Linked DNA regions of Homo sapiens: region 2 is linked to region 1. Evidence: chromatin contacts called from ENCODE Hi-C data. All regions are on one chromosome and are shown on one strand. Each heading gives the region's core, a stretch centred on a gene start or an enhancer-like site at or near the end of the contact. The rest is flanking DNA. Distances are from core to core; before and after follow the strand shown. Region 1 holds the start of FTX (FTX transcript, XIST regulator). Region 2 holds the start of NEXMIF (neurite extension and migration factor).

What was found. A loop is a pair of places that touch in the nucleus more often than their neighbours do. Pooled maps may share reads with other maps.
Region 2: a loop to region 1 is called in a map with no recorded cell type, with 27 times the contacts of the local background. The contact joins the promoter of NEXMIF here to the promoter of FTX in region 1. A Hi-C loop is called at or near these places in 1 of 168 maps with a recorded cell type or tissue (posterior cingulate gyrus), 7 of 37 single-sample maps with no recorded cell type and 9 of 50 pooled maps.

What each region holds. Positions count from the first base shown.
Region 1 is chrX:74,292,276-74,299,198 of GRCh38, reverse strand. FTX (FTX transcript, XIST regulator) reads left to right here and starts at 5,625. Exons shown (of 7, transcript NR_028379.1): 1 at 5,625-5,847. It overlaps LOC124905199 (a long non-coding RNA gene), which reads left to right and starts at 6,603. Exons shown (of 2, transcript XR_007068266.1): 1 at 6,603-6,923. RefSeq lists an enhancer at 6,371-6,923.
Region 2 is chrX:74,924,138-74,930,817 of GRCh38, reverse strand. NEXMIF (neurite extension and migration factor) reads left to right here and starts at 5,366. Exons shown (of 4, transcript NM_001008537.3): 1 at 5,366-5,935. RefSeq lists a silencer at 6,328-6,487.

The DNA of each region.
Region 1 (6,923 bases), core at 4,376-6,875:
AGATATTTTTATTGTTTATACAGAAGAGTAGATATATTCTTAGCCCTAGTATATCTCTTTTTTTTTTCCCAACTGAATTTTGTTGTAAGAGGTAAATTTCTGCAGAATTTATCAGGGAGTTAGTAACAAGATCAATTCTCTTTCTTGGTCTCTTAGCCATCTTATTCACATATTCAAACTAATTAACCTTTAGCAATGAAATCAAGGCCTTTGTTAAGTTTGTTATTGTACCATCTTGCCAGCTTCTTCACTTCCCGTTACCTTCTTTTTCATTTTGTTTTGCTTTGCTTTTTGAGACAAGGTCTCACTGTGTCACCCAGGCTGGAGTGCAGTGGTGCAATCAGGGTTCACTGCAGTCTTGACCTCTCGGGCTCAAGTGATCCTCCCACCTCAGCCTCCCAAGTAGCTGAGACTACAGGCATGTGCCACCGTGCCTGGCTACTTTTTTTTTTTTTTTTTTTTAGACAGAGTCTTGCTCTGTCACCCAGGCTGGAGTGCAGTGGCTCAATCTTGGCTCACTGCAACCTCCGCCTCCCGGGTTCAAGTGATTCTCCTGCCTCAGCATCCCGAGTAGCTGGGATTAAAGATGTGCACCGCCACGCCCAGCTAATTTTTTGTATTTTTAGTAGAGATGGGATTTCACCATGTTGGCCAGGCTGGTCTTGAACTCTTAACCTTAGGTGATCTGCCCGCCTGGACCTCCCAAAGTGCTGGGATTAGAGGCATGAACCATCTCGCCCAGCCTACTTTTTGTATTTTTTGTAGAGATAAGGTTTTGCCATGTTGGCTACGCTGGTCTTGAACTCCTGGCCTCAAGTGATCCTCCTGCCTTGGCCTCCCAGAGTGCTGGGATTATAGGCATGAGCCACCATGCCCAGGTAACCTTTTTTTTCAAAGTCACAAAGAACACACCAGTTCTTCTTGTGCCAGAGGAGATTAGTACTATCATGAAAAATTAATGGACTCTAGGAAGACAAAAGGTACTTCTTGTTTTCCAAGTTGTTTTACATTTTTGTAATGGTAGCTTTTGGAAAGTTAAGGCCAGTCCCATGTCAGATTTAGTCAACATACAATTTGGCAAGGTAAAGCTGAATTCAAGGGACTGAGAGAGTCTTCTTGACTACCTTTCCTTCCTGTGCCACAACCTCAATTGAGAGTATTCATAGGTTTCAGGAAATCTGTATTAGTCATGGTTCTTCAGAGAAAGAGAACACCGTGTGTGTGTGTGTGTGCATGTGTGTGCGTGCACACACACACACATGCATGCATGTGCGTAAAGAGAAAGAGAGAGAGAGATTTTAAAGAATTAGTTCACATGACTATAGAGGTTGGCAAGTCCAAAATCTGCAAGGTGGGCTGGCAGCCTGGAGCTCCAGGAAAGAGCTGATACCGTAGTTCAAGCCCAAAGGCCATCAGACTGGGAACCTAGAGAAGAGCCAATGTTGCAGTTCAAAGGCCATCTGTTGGCAGAATTCCTTCTTACCCAGAATAGGTCAGTCTTTTGTTCTATTCAAGTCTTCAACTGATTGATGAGGCCGACCCACATTATGGAGGGCAATGCTTTATTCGAAATCCATTAATTTAAATGTTAATTTCATCCAAAAGCACCCCTCACAGAAACATCTAGAATTATGTTTCACCAAATATCTGGGCATCGTGGCCCAGCCAAGTTGACATATAAAATTAATCATCACATCCTCTAGAAGAAGCCCAGTCTCCTAAGAAATGTATAGGATGGGGGAAAAGAGAAAAATAAAGTCTCAGATGTTAGCTTAAAATGAGTGGATACAACAGAGGTTCCCAAATTTCTTCCTTACCACTCCTTAGGAACGGCTTGTGAACTGGGAAGTTTAGACAAATAGGTAGGCCTAGGACTCTAAGTATTTTACAGGGTTCAAGATTTACCAGCTGTGTCTCTTTTTCTTTTTTTCTTCAAGATGGAGTCTTGCTCTGTCACCCAGGCTGGAGTGCAGTGGCTCGATCTTGGCTCACTGCAACCTCTGCCTCCTGAGTTCAAGCAATTCTCCTGCCTCAGCTTCCCGCATAGCTGGGATTACAGGCACCTGCCACCATACCCGGCTAATTTTTGTATTTTTAGTAGAGATGAGGTTTCACTGTGTTGCCAGGCTGGTCTCAAACTCCTGACCTCGTGATCTGCCTGTCTCGGCCTCCCAAAGTGCTGGGATTACAGGCGTGAGCCACCGCACCCAGCCCGTGCCTTTTTCCTGAATTTCTCTTCTTAAGGGGCCATGGTACATTATGGAAGTTTTTCAAAATAAAGAGACGTGGAAAGAGTAAGTAACTCAATCTGTAAGAATTATGTGCTGATTTCAATTTTATAATACTTTCAAAAAATGCAATGTTGTCCATTTATTAAAAATAGTGAAGATAATTAATAATTAGGGGCATGGAAAAGCAGTGAAAACATCACAATATTGTATCTATAAAATGTTGATGTTTGTCTGTGCCATTGGTAAATAGTGTTGGTGGGGGAAAAGTTGAGTCTCTTATGCATTGAACCTTTGGGGTAATGTGTAGTGATTTCCATATGGCTGAGCCTAGGACCAAGCTCCTTGCCTGAGATGAAGGTAGAAGTAGAAGTTCCTTGGAAGAAACAGAACTAAATCTGTTTGCTGATGAATATTCATCTGTGCATGGTAAAAACACAGCCTCAAACACAAATATAGTGTCATAAAAAATGTTAACGTTAGGCCAGGTGCAAGGGCTCCCACCTGTAATCCCAGCATTTTGGGAGGCCGAGGCGGGCGGATCACGAGGTCAGGAGTTCGAGACCAGCCTGACGAACATGGTGAAACCCCATCTCTACTAAGAATACAAAAATTAGCCGGGCGTGGTGGCGGGCGCCTGTAATCCCAGCTACTCAGGAGGCTAAGACAGGAGAATCGCTTGAACCTGGGAGGCAGAGATTGCAGTGAGCCGAGATCGTGCCATTGCACTCCAGCCTGGGCCACAGAGCAAGACTGTCTCAAAAAAAAAAAAAAGTTAATGTTAAAACATTATATATACATTTTTTCTTTTTCTTTCTTTCCTTTTTTTTTTTTTTTGAGATGGAGTTTCACTCTATCACCCAGGCTGGAGGGCAGTGGCATGATCTCGGCTTACTATAACCTCTGCCTCCCAGGTTCAAGCGAGTCAGCTGCCTCAGCCTCCCGAGTAGCTGGGATTACAGGTGCCCGCCACCACGCCCAGCTAATTTTTGCATGTTTAGTAGAGACGGGGTTTCACCATGTTGGCCAGGCTGGTCTTGAACTCCTGACCTTAACTGATCTGCCTGCCTTGGCTTCCCAAAGTACTGGGATTACAGGTGCGAGCCACTGTGCTTGGCCCCCACCTCTTTTTTTTTTTTTTTTTAAATAGAGACAGGGTATTGCTATGTTGCCAAGGCTGGTTTCGAACTTGTGGTCTCAGGCAATCTTCCTGCATTGGCCTCCCAAAGTGCTGGGATTACAGGCATGAGCCACCACGCCCAGCCAAAACATTATATATTTGAACAAAAATCATAAGAGAACACAAAGATGCTTGCTATGGTTTGAATATGTCTCTCAAAGTTCATATGTTGGAAATTTGATGCCCCATGTGGTGGTGTTGGGAGGTGAGGCTTAAAGGGAGGTGTTTGAGTCATGGGGGCACCACTCTTATGAATAGCTTAATGCTATTATTGAGGGAGTGGGTTTGTTATTTCAGTAGTGGGTTCCTTATTAAAGGATGAGTTCTGGCCCCCTCTTGCGCGCACTCTCTCTTTCTCTATCTCTTTGCCCTTCCACCATGGGATGATGTAGCAGGAAAGCCACTGTCAGATGCCAGCTCCTCAGTCTTGGACTTCCCATTCTCCAGAACTGTGAGGAAATAAATTTCTGTTCTTTATAAATTGCCGAGTCTGCAGTATTTTGTTACAGTGGTACATAATGGACTAAGACAATACTAATGGGTATGAAGTTTCTTTTTGGGGTGATGAAAATATTCTAAAATTGATTGTAGTGGTGGCTGCATAATTCTGTGAATATACTAAAATCCATTGCATTGTACACTTTAAGTTGGTTAACTGTATGATATGTAAATTATATATTAATAAAACCATTAAAACAGAAAAATAACAGAGATAAGAGCATTTGTTAAAATAGTGTTGTAGAATTTGGGGTAAAATTTCTTATATTTTAACTTTTGTGTAATAATAAATGATTATTTTAATTTAGAAGAGGTTCTTTGTACCACTGAGATTTCGGCATTTCTTTTTTATTTAATGCATGCCTATTTCTCTTTTTTCTTCTTCATATGCACATTGTTGTATAATTTTTTGGGCGTATTATATAACAAATGCAAACCCATTTTTCTCTGAATAATGTTGATATAACATTCTTAAGTTAATTTGAGAGGATGGTGATGTATAAGTTTATGAGTTTTAGGATTTATGAATTTGCGGGTCTCAGTTTTTGGTATTTCCAAACTGGCTCTTTTAGAAAGCAATAAGAACCAGACACCAAAGTAAAACATAATAAAGAGAAACAAAATATTATTTTGTATTCTTTCTAGTTCACACCCAAAGAGGGATCTATTTCAGAGCCTCTTAAGTAAATAATGCCATTTCCCTCAAAATTAATATTTGAGTTCTTACAGAAGACAAGAACAGGCCTTGTAGTAAGCAGTGAAGGACATTGAATCTCATTTTTAATGTCCAGACAATACCAGGGTTGTGAATAGAAAGAAAAGAGCTTTCCATGTTGGTGGTCTACTGCCTCTTACCCCCAAATTGATTGAACACTTTTGCAGTTTTTGTTCTGGTTCCCTGTCTCTGGATCTTCCCTGTGGGTCATCATCAAAAAGGTGTTCTCTTTGCCCAAGACAGGCTGGTTGAGCTCACCCTGAGAGCTGCTTTGGAGAGGATGTGTGGAAATATTTTTTTTCTTTTTTTGAGATGGGGTCTCACTCTGTTGCCCAGGCTGGCAACATCATAGCTGGCACAATCATAGCTCACTGTAGCCTCGACTTCCTGGGCTCGAGTGATTCTTCCACCTCAGCCTTCTGAATAGCTGGGAGTACAGGTGCGCACCACCACGCCCGGCTAATTTTTGTATTTATTTGTAGAGACGGGGTTTCGCCATGTCACCCGAGCTGGTCTCGAACTCCTGAACTCAAGGGTTCCGTCCACCTCGGCCTCCCAAAGTGCTGGGATTACAGGTGTGAGCCACCGCGCCCGGGCTACAATTATTTAAAAAAAAATTTTTGCGGTAATTTTTACAAATTTCAACATCAGGCATAGGAGGAGAGGAGTAAGAGGCCCAAGAGGGCTGCAGACTGGCAGGGAAAGTGAAGAATTGAAGGGTAGACCACTAACGATAGCAGAGGAAATAAAGGTAGATGGTGGGCTAAGAATAATGGGAGAGGGATTGACGAAAGAAGTATGGGCTGAGGGAGGGATGATGGTGGAGGCCAGTGTGACCGAGGGGAGGGGAAAGGTGGAAGAAGCAGAGTGGGATAGCGTCCTGGGAAAGAAGTGAAGGAGGTCGGTGGACCGCTAAGGGTTAGACTCCTAGAGGCTGGAGAGCGGCGCGTGGGGGAGGCGGGGCGCGGAGGGGGGGTTAAGGGGCGTTAGCAGCGCATGCGCTGGAAGCACACTGCGGCGATTCTGGAGAGGTTGTCCTTTTCTGGCATCAGCGTTGCGGCTCGAGGCAAAGCTGGTCCTGTGCCTGCTGTCCATTGCCGCTAAGGCCTGCTGCTGCCATTCAGGCGTGTCTCTCTCTCTCTCTCTCTTTCATGCCGCTCTCTCCACCCCATCTTGGGACGGCCAGCTCTAAGAATTCCTGCTACGACACTGAATTCAACCAGGAGGTAAAGGAACGATGTAGGGGAAGAACAGAACATGGAGGGCGGCGGAGGGAACTTGGGCCAGGAAGATCCTTAATTTGTGCATTTTTCCAGTTCACGGGAGGAAAAAATGGAATACGTTACAGGCCCCAGTTTTCCAAAAGGATGTTGAGCATTTGCTTCCCATTGTGAAAGGAATGCGGGTTCCTTTCCTCTAACTAGAGTCAAGGCACCTGAGCATCGGTGTTTTCCATAATGTTCCCTGTTTAAAACATTTGTGGTTCGTCATTTGTAGCAGATGTATTTAAAGGGCGAGGCCTTAGGATTATGTTCATCCGATGGTTTGTGAAAGTTTTCCTTGCCTTTGTTCAGGTTGACCGGTCTTATGTGAATCCTGGGGTACTCTAGCCCCCTCCCTTGGAGTTGGGACCGATTCCATCTAGATCTGGGATTCACTCTGATCACCTGCAACGCCTTCTTTCCCCGATTCAACTTCCCTAGTTTATCGCATCTACTCGCATTAGGGAAGGCTGGTAATGGCTCTCCTTGGGCACTGGGGCAGAATTGTGGCGAGAAACACGTCCAGATAGCATCAGGCATGCATACTGTATACAAATGGGAGCAAGAAGAGAGAGGACTATCGCGGTGCGCAGGGTATTTGAGAGGCTGGATGAGGAGGCGCGGCGCCGAGGGGCGGCGCTCAAGCTTACAGTATTTGAGAAGACCTGAGTTAAGGGGACGGGCTCCAGTGGGGCGGGGGTGGGGAGAGGGAGGCACGCATGCGCAAGGCTTGAATGGCGTCGGGGTTGGAGGGTTGGAAGGTCGGGAAGTGAAGGACTCGCAGGCATATTTAACAACGCAAAGTTGCTAGGAGTTGGTACCAGCGTTTGGGAGGTAGAGGTGGCGCTCATGCATATTTGAGACAACATCTGGATGGTTGGGGAGAACGGTAAGGAGGAAGCGGCGCGCATGCGTATTTCAGACGGAGTGCCGGGGAGGGGAGGCGCTCAGCATTCGGGTAATTAAGGTTGCAAAATGGCGAGGGGGGAGGTAAGCTGTCTTTGCTTGGCCATCTTGGGCTAGCAGGCCTTGCAGAGAAC
Region 2 (6,680 bases), core at 4,117-6,616, 630 kb before region 1:
TTGTTTCAATAGATTGTCATGAACAGAAGACATGATGTGTGTGAAAGTATATCAGAAATCATAAATGTTATTCATTGCCTATCGTCTGAACATCAAGGGTAACTTTCTCAGATATCTACCTATCTACCGTGTGACCATGACCTTTCTTTTCCACATTTATAAAGTACGGAGTGAGAATTTAAGGTTAATATATCCTAGAGTTCCAAAGCCGTTCATGTGTGGCCCCATCCAACCCCTCCAAATTTTGCTTGCTCCACTGAACAAGCCCTTGGCTCCAGACATGCTGTACATGTCAACCGACTCCCAAACACATTGCTCATCATCCTGCCTCAGCACTTCCTCAGCTCATGCTCTTCCTCATGCTTGATATGCTCTTCTCCTTACTGCCTAGTACAGTCATACTTCTCTTCCCGGGCTACCACTCCTGGGGCAGGCTCAGGGACTCCCAAACTCCTTTGGTATCCTGAAGCCCTTTTTCTCACCTCTCTTTCAGCCCTGAATCTGCACAGCCTGAGAGTGTTGCCTTCCTGTGTTTCCATTTCCCCTTCTAGACTATAAAGTCCTTTGAGGCAAAAAAAAAAAAAAAAAAGTGTCTTTAATTGTCTCTGTTTTCTCCTCCTGAGACCTAATACAGGGCCTAAATCAAACACTAGCCGAATAATTCATAGAATAGGGATCCCCTTACCCCTCCAAGGGCTGCTGTAAGGGGAAAAAATGAGACATCTGTCTATTGTCAGGAAAGCTATAGTTTTCTAATACTGTTTAGGACAAAAGAGAGAATTATTGAGCCAGCTTGTCAGTTCCACTGTATTTAAATGGAGCCCTGGGTGCTGCCCCTCAAACAAGAGGAACAGCCGATGCTTGTTTTGATTTTGATTCGTTGACCTCTCAGTTCTGTAACCTCCTTTCAGTTCCTTTGGGCCATTCTTTGAAATTCACCAGGGAAAGCCACCATAAACTCCCAGCCAGAGGCCATTAGTATAATTACTATATAGTATCTGGGCACAATAGTGGTACATTATATGAAAAGTAATATGGTAGTTTCTTTCATAAGTAATATGCTAGTTTTTGTATATGCATATGATACCATAATAATGTTATTTCTGTCATTCACCTTCTTTTATCCTTCTGGGCTAAAAACATACGTTTGGGCTGAAAGACATCCTGTGTCTGGCCTCAGCATGATAGAAAGAAACTTTCTGGATCTATCTCCAGAATGTCAACATCTGTTATGCCCCAGAAATATACAGACACTGTAGCTCCCTTCTTTGGGAGCAGGCTGAGTTGTGGGGCCGATAGGGAGGTGATATGGCAAGCCAAAAACCACAACTCCCTTGGCTTTTGGCTGGCATCTGAAAGAATGTAGCCATTTTATGATACCAGTTACAGAGGCTGAGAATCTTGCAGGCATGTAACATGGAAGTAATGGAGGAATGAAATGTTTTTCCCAAAGAGAAACTCCAGTAAACTCTCTTTAATCTTTGTTATCTAATCTATTAGCCAGTGGAGAGATTATGTTCTCCATGCCCCCTATGGAAAAACTATGGTTCAGAGAGGTTTGGTAATTTTCTAAACATCACACAGTTTGTTTATGGCTGAATTAAGGTTAACACCCAAGATTCTAGGTTCAGGTCTCATACTTCATTACCCCCCTTTGGTCTAATGGATATGCTACCATTGACTGTTAAATAGCAGAGACCAATTATTCCCAAATGGCACCTTCTTGAATTGAAGTCTCACAGTGATTCTCTTCTTTAGATCTGCCTTACAGGGAGGACCACTCTATTTGAGATTCTCTGTTATGTTTTTAGACAATAAAACCCCAGGGAAAGGGATGATGGAGGCTAAGATAGGCCTGATTTGAGTTCCGCTCTAGAAGAAGCAAAGAACGTACTGAAAATCCAATCAGTGTTTTTATATTGAGTGCCTCTGTTGTTCTGGGCACTGTGCTCAGACATGGACATCAAAGTTGAAGGTATCTGCTCTACTCTTCATAAATGAACAGTCTAGAAAGGGAAGAAGACACATAAGCAGACAGTGTCAGTATCATATACTAAGTGTAATGATTACAGTAAACCCAAATGCTATGGGAGCACAGAGAGAATGCCCAGGCTAGTCTAAAGGTAGGGATGGGCCCTCAAAAGTTTTCATGGAGTAACTACAGTTAATATCTGTGCCTGGCCCATTGAAAACATTCAGTAAAAGTTAGCTATTATCACCATGCCAGTACACGTTGTCCCTGCCCTCAAGGAGCTCATGGCCTAGCAAAGGAGAAAGTACCAATATATAACTATAATAATATGCAATTTAAGCTATATGGTCTGTTGGAGAAAACAGACATGGATAATAACTCACATTCAGTGAAGGCTGCCTATGTGCCAAGCAGTGTTCTGAGGACATTATATTTATTCCTTCATTTAGTTCCCATAACAACTCCATGGTTAACACAATTTTTTTTCTCAATTATTAATATAAATGAGGAAACTGAAGCACAGACAAGTAAAGTAACTTGCCCAAAGCCACACAACTAATGGACATTGTTAAGTAGTCACACTTAAACCTGTCTTAAAGAAGAAGAAAAGCCACCTGGAAGATGACCTGGCACTCACAGGTAGGCCATGGCTGGTCTCCTGATGGACATAAACACTCTCACAAAATACTGACATCAGACAATGTTACACTGAGAACATGACAAAATGAAACAAAACAAGGCCTCTTCATAATTTTGTCTAAGCACAGACAAAAAACCCACAAAAGCCTTATCTCCACTTTAGTCTACCTCCCAATAGATAAGATTTATTAAGATGCCCAGTCACAGAATTGCCCTTGCTTTCTGAGAGCATTCAATGTAGAATTAATTCCCACTTTCTTAAACCCTCCCCCAATTACCCAACCAAAATCCAAATCCTATAAGTCCTTTCTACCACCTTTTATCTGAGACACCCCATGATTTCCTGTTTTATTAGTTCGCTCTGGCTGCCATAACAAAATATTACAGACTGAGTGATTAAAACAACTGAGATTTATTTTCTCACAGTTCTGGAGGTTAAAAGTCCAAGATGAAGGTGTCAGTAGGTCTGGTTTCTCCTGAGATCACCATCTCCTTGGCTTGCAGATGGCCTTTTTGTGTTGTCTGTGTCCTAATTTTCTCCTCTTATAAGGACCTCAGTCATATTAGATTAGGGCCCATTCTCAAGGCCTTATTTTAACTTAGTATCCTCTGCAAAGGCCCTATCTCCAAGCAGTCACATTCTGGGGTACTGGGAATAGTCAGAGCTTCAACATATGAATTTTTGGGGAAATGCAAATCAGCCCATAACACCCATGGTGTGTGTTCTCCCTCACTCTAACAAGTAGTAAACCCAAATTGTTCAACTACAGTTGTGTTTCTGGTAGTTTTTGGCTGGAGGGCATTGACAAAAATTATAACTGGTAACAAATAAGCAACTAACTTTATAAAGGAAGAATAGCATATGTAGTTAATACAGGTGAAAACAATGTGCTTTCCGACAACGGAAAAAGAGCAATTCATTCTGGATATTGAGATCCAGCCAATAGATGGGTGGCATTTTACATGTTTAACCTTTTTTGTTTGTTTGTTTTTGCTTTTGAGAACAGAGGCCAAATTTTGTCTTCTTATTTATTCCAGTGCCTGAAAGATGCAAATATATTTGCACAGTGTCTCACAAATGCAAGATAAATAACATATCATCCCTATCCTCAGGACACATATACCTAACTTCCTTGTGACTCGATTTTCTCATTTGTAAAATGGAGATAGTAAAATTGTGTTTGTTGTGAAGATTAAATAATTCATGTAAATTGCTTAGCACAGTGTCTGGCACATAGTAAGGACCCAATAAGTATAATTATTTCAGGATGAGCTATTATTTATGGATGAGTTTCATAGATATAAAATGAGAGGGAGAAATAACAAGAGTGTTTCAAGCAAGTGGGATGACAGAAACAAAGGCACAGAGATGGGGAGTTGTAAAAGCCATACAGACAGTTTATTGTCCAGGAATGAAAGACCCATGGTAGAGCGCCTCAAACTTGGTAAAGTGACCCAGACCTTATTGTCAATGGGATATCTGGAACATTTATCTCCTGTACTTTGCCAGGGAAAAGAAAATATACCCCCGCCTCTGCACTGTTTCTGGGGAGGGATTGTGTGACAGGTGATGGTGAGAAGTTGCACACATCAGATCTCAAAGCCTGAGCCCTCGTAGCAAAATGACGCTGTAGCTGTGGCAGCAAAGAAATCTGAAATGAGGCCCTGCCTGACTGGAGAAGCTGTGCTTTGGCAATGATGTTGGAGCAAGTGCACACAAAGTAGCTACTTTTACCCCTTCTGTTCTAGTACCAACCTTTTCATCTCTTGCCTTGGCTCCTAGTGGTGACAAATCTCCCGAGGCTCAGGCCTCAACCTTGCACCCAGGACTCCAGAAGTACTAAATGGTCCCTCCTGAGTTGCTCTCCAATCGTTTTGCTGTTTCCTGTTGAGTTCCCAGGACGTCTGAAGGAAAATGACCACCTAAGAGATTTTTCAATGACAGCCATCAGGCAGATCTGTTTTCCTTCCTGGCCATATTCAGCTTCCCTTCTTTCCTTTATTCCCCAAACGTCACTCCCCAATTGTCTGCCTTCATCCAACCCTTCAAAAAGGACCCACCTTCCTGGGGGCCCAGGCCCTTAAGTTAAGAGTAGGTAAAGGTTGAATGGTTAGATGCTTGGTGGATGAAACCATTCAAATATTCTTCCCCAAACTTCAGAGTGCCCCTCTCCGCACACACAACTGCCCTAAAAGGCATGGGAGAGTGGTGTCCGGTTGCGTGTCTGCCAGGGGAAGAACGCACCACTGGCGTAGTGGACTGGAAGGGCAGCAGGAACGCGAGTGGGGGGCGGGGTGGGAATGGGGAAGGGGGGTGCGCGCCCTTTATGACAGGTGGCCGCGCAGTGCGCGCTCCCGGGCGCCCGAGGGGAGGGAAGGACAGACGGACAGAGTTGGGGGGGCACATAAGGAAGGGACCATAGAGAGGGTAAGGAGAGCGGGAGGGAAAGGGAGAGCTGTGGTGGGGAAGAAGGGTAGAGGGGGGAAGGCGTCCAGCAAGAACAGCCGTGTTGGAGGAAACAATGGCAGGGGCAACAGCGATGGTGGCAGCAGAGGCGGCCCCACTCTGGGCACCTTTCTGAATGGGCAGAGACAGCTCCGGGAGAAGAGGGGACCAGGCAGTGCCTGCAGAGGCTCTGAGAAAAGCGGCAGAGGGAGGAGAAGAGGGAGGAGGAAGAGAAGGAGGAGGAGGAGTAGGAGGAGGAGGAGGAAGGGGGAGGAGGGGGGACGAGGCAGGGGAAGAACCTGGGAAGGAAAACCAGTAGCATCAGCAGCAGCAGCAGCAGCCGCCGCCGCCACCACCGCCGCCACAGCAGTAGCATTAGCGGCAGTAGCAGCATTTAGCAATAGCTTTAACAGCTATAGCGACAGTAGCAGCCGCCCTCCTCTCTCCCTCTCGCGGACGGCCGCAGCCACCGCACAGAGCGGGCTCCAGGCGCCGAGCGCGCAGCCCGCTCGCTAGGTAGCTCCAGCCGGGGCGAGCGACAGTGTAAGCGAAGCACGGACCCTTGGAGCAGCCGGGCAGCCGCGGAGGCTCTGAGTTTCAGGGCCAGAGCCCGACAGCTCTGACTCCATCTAGCGCGGCGGCGGCGGAGCCTGAGGGAGCGAGCGAGGAGAGAGGCGCGTCCACCTGGCGGGCCCAGCGTATGGAGCTGAGGCAGAGGCGGCGGCGGCGGCGGCAGCAGTAGCAGCGGCGGTGGCGGCTAAGGCAGCTCGAACAGCTGCGGCGACGGCGACAGCCCAGCCTTGACTGCGACCGCGCTAGCTACAGCGCCTGCTGCCTGAGCCCGCCAGCGACGTGCGCCTCGGGAGTCGGCCTGTGAGGTGAGTAGGAGCGCTGCCATACAGCTTCCTGGCCTTCTCGCCGGCTCCCCGGCTGGCTCGGGGTGGCGGCCGCAGGGGGTGGAATGAACTGGGGTAAGTCGAGCTAGACGAGAAGGAAGGGAAAACGGAACGGAGGACGTCTGTATGCGAATGTGTGTGTCTGTGTATGAGGGAGCGAGGCCGCTAGGGCGAGAGATCCCGGCTCGCCCTGACAGGCACTGCAATCTAGGAAAGGCCTCTGTGCTTGCGCCGTAGGAAGGGGGTTGCGGGGGGAGGGGAAGCGAGCGGACCGGAGCCGCCGCGCTTACACGCACGCAGCTCGGCAGAGTGCCGCCTCCTTTCGGACTGGTGCAGGGTAGAGCCTGGCCAGGGAATGGGGCATGGGCATGGCACGCTTCGGCGAGAGCGGGAAAACCCACGCGGCGGCCGAGGCCGGGCGCTCGGACCAAAGCCGCAAAGGTGCGAAGCCGGGCGGCCGTGGCGACCACAGAGCGCCCCCAGGACACGCGCCACTCGGCCGAGGCTGCGGACAGGTTTAAGTTGGAGGCCAGACCGAGCCTCGCCCAGCTCATCTCCTTTGCGGAAATTGGCTTGTGGCCCCTTCGCGCTCTCGGTGGCGGTCGAATTGACGCTTTTCTGTGTGGCTTCTGGCGCTTCTCTCTGCCGCGCCCCGCAGCACACGTCGGCTCGCGTCTTGTACACCCTGTAGGGCGGGAAGGCCGTGAGCCGGCGCGGGGAGCGGAGT